2 separate regions of the Homo sapiens genome follow, and region 1 is linked to region 2. The links are chromatin contacts, found by Hi-C or POLR2A ChIA-PET in ENCODE. All regions are on one chromosome and are shown on one strand. Each heading gives the region's core, a stretch centred on a gene start or an enhancer-like site at or near the end of the contact. The rest is flanking DNA. Distances are from core to core; before and after follow the strand shown.

Region 1 (2,887 bases), core at 358-2,857, 370 kb before region 2:
GGGAAGTTCTTCCTTGAGTTTAACTTTAACCCCTCCAGTTGCCTTATCGACCATTCCAAGCCAGTATTGGTAGCCTTGGAGGGTCAGGGCCAGGTTGTGAAGGTTTTTGTTTTGCCTATTATGCCCTGACCACTTACCTACATGCCAAGCACTGTTTAAGAACTTGTGTTGGCAGGGTGCAGTGGCTCACACCTGTAATCCCTGTACTTTGGGAGGCCAAGGCAGGAGGATCACTTGAGGCCAGGAGTTCCAGACCAGCCTGGGCAAAATAGTGAGACCCCTGTCTCTACAAAAAAAAAAAAAAAAAAAAATTAGCCAGGCATGGTGGTGTATGTACCTATAGTCCCAACTAATCGGGAAGCTGGCGGGAAGACTGCTTGAGCCCAGAAGGTTGAGGCTGCAGTGAGCCATGATCACTGCACTCCAGCCTGAGCAACAGAGCAAGACCGTCTCCAAAAAAAAACAAAAAACAAAAAAAAACTTGTGTTAACGTGTTAAACTCGTTTAATCTTTACAGTGATTTATGAGGTGGGTACTATTATTATCCCTATCTTGATGATAGGGACAGAGTGGCTAATTAGTATGCCTGAGATCACACAGCTACTGCAGGAGGCTCTCAGGATTTGAATCCACCTGGTCCATCTGGCTCCAGCATCTATATGCTTTTTTTTTTGTTGGTTTGTTTTTGAGACGGACTTTCGCTCTTGTTGTCCAGGCTGGAGTGCAATGGCACAATTTCGGCTCACCACAACCTCCACCTCCCAGGTTCAAGTGATTCTCCTGCCTCAGCCTCCCGAGTAGCTGGGATTACAGGCATGCGCCACCAGGCCTGGCTAATTTTGTATTTTTAGTAGAGACAGTGTTTCTCTATGTTGGTCAGGCTGGTCTCGCACTCCCGACCTCAGGTGATCTGCCTGCTTTGGCCTCCCAAAGTGCTGGGATTACAGGCGTGAGCCACCATGCCCGGCCAGCATCTATAATATATGCTAAACCTTACCCACAGCTGCCTCTGTCTTGGGGTCAGGGTTCTTGAATGGTCTGGGCCAGCCTGAGTTAGGAGTGGGAAGAGGAAGAGGAGGCACGCGCCAAAGTGTTCTTCCCGCCTGACCGAGTCCTCTGCGCCTATGAGGAAGGTGGGCACCGCTGTCACCCTGTTTCCCAGGAAGCCAGCAGGCCCAGGGAGATACTGGGATTTGCCAAAGGCTCACAGCGAGCAAGCAGCAGTGGGTGCTGGCTCCTCACCACTCAGCCTGGCACACACTGTCTCTGAGCAGACCTGGGAGAAGGCATGTGAAACCCACCTAGCCCTGGCTGGAAGAGAAGTGGGGGAGTGGAAATGAAAAGTGGGGACTGGGAGGAGCTGCCCACGTGCCCTCCATGGTTCCAGGATGGCACTTTCATGCTGGGAGTGAGCTTGCCCTGTGCCAGGCTGTCATTGAGACGTTTTCCATTCAACAACTGTTTCTCAGACAAGGCACAGGCAGGTTAGCTCTCCCAGGCCACTCAAGTAGTAAGGAAACAGATTTAAACCCAGACAATTTGGCTCCACGGCTAAGGCCCAGAGAGGGGTGGTGACAAGCCTAGGGTCACACAGCCACAGCCCCAGAGCTAGGAACTGCTGGCTAGGGCAAGCAGACAGCTGAATCCTAGCCAACTGGAGGTGGAGCAGAGGTGGAGCCAGGGAGACCCAGGTGGCCTCTCTCAGAGTGGAGCACAGGTGGCAGAGTGGCCCGGGGCAGCATGAAGTGGTGCTGGGGCCCAGTGCTGCTCATCGCGGGTGCCACAGTCCTCATGGAGGGTAAGCCGCCATGTGCTGGGGTATGGGTGTGGCCTGGTGGGGGCTCAGGGGCCATCTCTGCCCCAGCAGTCCCTGCTTCTTGGTGGGGGGACCGCCTGTGGGCGACAGTCCACCAGTGGGGATGTAACTCCGTAGGACTCTGTGGGGTGGTATATGTGGCCACCTGTGTCAACATGGATGAGATTTTCTCGGGCCAGCTGCAGTTTGCGTTGGCGGGGCCTGTGGTCTTGTGTGTGTGTGAGGTGCTGCCTGCGTGTGTCCTGTGCCTGCCTCCCCCTCGACTTCCACAATGACGTCAGGCAAACTCTGGGCTCCTCTGGCCTCAGTTTCCCTTTCTTTTCATCCATCCTCTGGGCAGCCTGGCTCAGCTGTCTCATGGGGTGCCTGTGTGCCTGTGAGGGGCGGTGGGCAGGGGCCCTCTCTCTGGCGGGCTCTCAGACAGTTTCTGGGAAGGTGGGGAAGACTGAGTCTCTAGACCAGGGTGAGGTAAGTCTCCATTTCTTGGGGCCCTCCCCACTTGGAAATGATGCAGGCCTCTAATCCTTCCTCTTAGGCCTCTGCTGCTAAGAGGACAATTAAGCTAATGCTCTCTACACACACAGGCCGCCTGGCTGACTCAGTGGCGGGGGCAGGAGTTGGGGGTTCTGAAGCCTGGAGGAGGGCTGGCCTACTCCCAAGCTGAACCCCAAGCCCCAGAGTGCTGAGCACAGCTGAAGGAGAATTAATTACTGAGTGTGCACACTGAATAGGTTCCAATAAAAGCTGTCTCGGCCTCATATAAATATTTTCATTCTGGGAGGGGCTGGTAAGGTAATCAGAGTCACAGGCAAGGACCCTGGGCCCGCCCCCCAGCCCATCCCCTCTCCTCCCCAAAGCTAGGCAGGCCTGGAGTCCCTGCATCTTACCTGTGTCTCTCTCTTCCCAGGTCTTCAAGCCGCTCAGCGTGGTAAGGTCTGGGGACACGGGGCCTAGGTCTTACTTGGGTCTGGGTTGGGACTGGGGTGAGGTCAGGACAGGTATCTGCTGTCAGTGTGACTAACTCCTTTCCACAGCCTGTGGACAGCGTGGCCCCGGCCCCCCCAAGCCTCA
Region 2 (3,249 bases), core at 37-2,536:
AGACCCCAGTCTAACGAAAAGAGGTACATGGTTGGAGTAATGCCGATAACCTTTACATTTCATATTAATGGAATCATACTTACCTGGAGGGGATGGACATCCGTGGCCCTTAGCACCAGAGAGGCGGTGCTGAAGCAGATGCCTGGGGTGATGAAAGGGGAGGTAACCGGTCGAGGGTCGAACAGATTTGGATGATTGCAAACTTTTCTCAGCTGCATCAAAATGTTGATGACGCTCATGAAATGGCCTGTGGCTAGTGTCTCCTTAGTTCTGGGGAAAGAGGAAAAATAAATGAGACGTCCTAACAGCCACCTACACTCCAATCTCGAGTCCCAGGGCCCACCCTCCTTCCTCCCTTACGTGGTCTGTGCCATGAAGTCATCATAGAGACAGCGTTGACGCTTGGAGAGCCTGCAGCGGATAACATGCTCGTACTTTTTGGGCATCTGCTTCTCAACATCCACCTTAACTCGGCGCAGTAAAAAAGGCCTCAAAACCTAAAAGCAAATTAAGCTGGAGGCTAAACAGGAGAACTCAGGCACCGAGCCCCAGCCTAAGCCCCTCAGCAAACACTAATGGAGTCATACGGCACACCATATCAGACACCAACCACACAAAGATGAGTCAACTGCAAGCCCTCAAGGGATCTGCTGTCTGCTGAAGGAGACAGACACAAAATGATACCATGACACAGGAAGTGATATAAGGAAGCACTGTGGGCAGACCAACTACGCAGAATAGAAAACTCAAACTAGATTTTGAGGAGTAATTGTTAAGTTTACAAGATGATGCAAATAAATCTAGAAGATGAGGAGAATAAAAACTGTGGCCTTGACAGGAGATAAAACAAAAGGCAAATCTGTAATCTCAGAAGATAAAATCTAATAGGACACAGTCATCAATGTCTACAGTGACACGGAAGAAGTAAAGGAACAGAGATAAATGAAGGAAAAGTAATAGTTAAGGAAGACTTCCTGTTTTCTTTTTTTTTTTTTTTTGATACAAAGTTGCGCTCTGTCACCCAGGCTGGAGTGCAGTGGCGCAATCCTGGCTCACTGCAAGCTCTGCCTCCCGGGTTCATGCCATTCTCCTGCCTCAGCCTCCTGAGTAGCTGGGACTACAGGCACCCGCCACCGCGCCCGGCTAATTTTTTGTATTTTTAGTAGAGACGGGGTTTCACCATTTTAGCCAGGATGGTGTTGATGTCCTGACCTCGTGATCCGCCTGCCTCAGCCTCCCAAAGTGCTGGGATTACAGGCGTGAGCCACCGCGCCCGGCCGACTTCCTGTTTTCTAGCTTAGTTTACCGAATGATAGTGATTGACCAAGATGAAGTAGAAATAACAGGCTATAAGGCCAGAGATGTCTAGCTTAGAACAGTGTTGAGTTCAAGAGGAACTCTCAATTAATGATAGCAAATCAGAAATTTAAATACAGGTCAAGTGATCTAGAAAGTCAAGGAATTTTAGTACAGACTGGAGAGTCTTTATCACATAAGAAATAGTCAAAGCCTTAGGAATGAGTAGGCCTGTGAGATATGCAGACTGAGAAGACAAAAAAAGTAAAGATCAGAATGCTGAAAGATGTTGTGATTTAAAAGTTGGGCGAAAAAGGAAGAGCCAAAGAAGACCAGAGAGAGAAAACACCAACAATATGAAGTTGAAGAAATCCAAGCAGGGATCAATCAGCAGTACCATTCTACTCAAAGACAGTAAGGACAAAAACATCACCATTTAAAAAAAAACAAAAAACAAACAGGCTGGGAACGGTGGCTCACACCTGTAATCCCAACACTTTGGGAGGCCAAGCGGGGGCAGGGCGGATCACTTAAGGTCAGGAGTTCGAGACCAGCCTGGCCAACATGGCGAAATCCGCCTCTACTAAAAATAACAAACATTAGCTAGGCATCGTAGTGCAGACCTGTAACCCCAGCTACTCAGGAGGCTGAGGCAGGAGAATCGCTTGAACCTGGGAGGTGGAGGTTGCAATGAGCCAGATCACGCCACTGCACTCCAGCCTGGGTGACAGAGAGAGACTCTGTCTCAAAAAAAAAAAAGCCCGGCACGGTGGCTCACACCTTTAATTCCAGGATTTTCGGAGGCCGAGGCAGGCAGATCACGAGGTCAGGAGATCGAGACCATCCTGGCTAACACGGTGAAACTCCGACTCTACTAAAAATACAAAAAATTAGCCGGGCGTAGGCCGGGCGCGGTGGCTCATGCCTATAATCCCAGCACTTTGGGAGGCCGAGGCAGGCGGATCATGAGGTCAGGAGATGGAGACCATCCTGGCTAATACGGTGAAACCCCGTCTCTACTAAAAATACAAAAAATTAGCCCGGCGTGGTGGTGGGCGCCTTTAGTCCCAGCTACTCGGGAGGCTGAAGCAGGAGAATGGCATGAACCTGGGAGGCAAAGCTTGCAGTGAGCCAAGACCGCGCCACTGCACTCCAGCCTGGGCGACAGAGTGAACTCTGTCTCAAAAAAAAAAAAAAAAAAATTAGCCAGGCTTTGTGGCGGGTGCCTGTAGTCCTGGCTACTCGGGAGGCTGAGGCAGGAGAATGGTGTGAACCCAGAAGGCGGAGTTTGCAGTGAATGGATATTGCAACACTGCACTCCAGCCTGGGCGACAAAGCAAGACTCAGTCTCAAAAAAAAAAAAAAACAGAATTGATGACTAAGATGAGGTCACTCAATCTGGCAATGGGTTAGTCACTAGAACACTGCAGCTTGACAAAGGAGTTTAGCCTGGCACTGACTTCCCTCTCCCCAAGGGTTTCCTGGGCACTGCCCAGGTGCTCAGGAATGGTTCCTTACCATTCCCAATACCCTGACAAACTGTTGCAGGCCCTACCTTGTGGAGGCGTTTGACTAGACCTTCATTATACTCTTGGCTGCCCTCAATCATGCCAGTTAGGGGATTAGAGAACCACTCCTTGAACTCGCGATGAGACTGGAAGACATGGGGCATCAAAAAGTGCATCAAGGACCACAGCTCCATGAGGCTGTTCTGCAAGGGAGTTCCTGTCAGGAGCAGGCGTCTCTGGCTGCAAAGAGACAGAGAGAATCAGAGAGAGTATGGTCAGCAAGCTCCCAACCTTCTGAGCATTCTGATACATTCCTCAACCCAGGCAGCCCTCCCTTCTAGCCAAGTCAACCCTCCCATGAATCCCCATCTCCATCTCCACCTGTTGAAGTTGAGGAGTGACTGCCAGCGCTGTGACTTGAAGTTCTTGATGTTCTGCGCCTCAT

Evidence for each region. Hi-C counts contacts between places; a loop is a spot of excess contacts on that map. ChIA-PET counts read pairs that join two places held with the same protein, here RNA polymerase II (POLR2A).
Region 1: a map of posterior vena cava shows a loop between it and region 2 (5-fold over the local background). The contact joins the promoter of PRSS53 here to the enhancer-like site in region 2. A Hi-C loop is called at or near these places in 1 of 168 maps with a recorded cell type or tissue (posterior vena cava). POLR2A ChIA-PET finds 5 or more read pairs at or near these places in 1 of 52 experiments (HEK293).

Annotation. Positions count from the first base shown.
Region 1 is chr16:31,087,663-31,090,549 of GRCh38, reverse strand. It overlaps PRSS53 (serine protease 53), which reads left to right and starts at 1,607. Exons shown (of 11, transcript NM_001039503.3): 1 at 1,607-1,798; 2 at 2,724-2,744; 3 at 2,851-2,887. The coding sequence starts at 1,741. RefSeq lists an enhancer at 1,430-1,930.
Region 2 is chr16:30,713,314-30,716,562 of GRCh38, reverse strand. SRCAP (Snf2 related CREBBP activator protein) reads right to left here. Exons shown (of 34, transcript NM_006662.3): 15 at 3,186-3,249; 16 at 2,852-3,044; 17 at 361-497; 18 at 84-270. Among named protein-coding and RNA genes, the nearest start is that of SNORA30, 4.4 kb to the right of the region's middle. Within about 2 kb of position 1,286, at least 12 of the 41 ENCODE cell types and tissues checked have a DNase peak (open chromatin) inside an H3K27ac peak, as active enhancers do.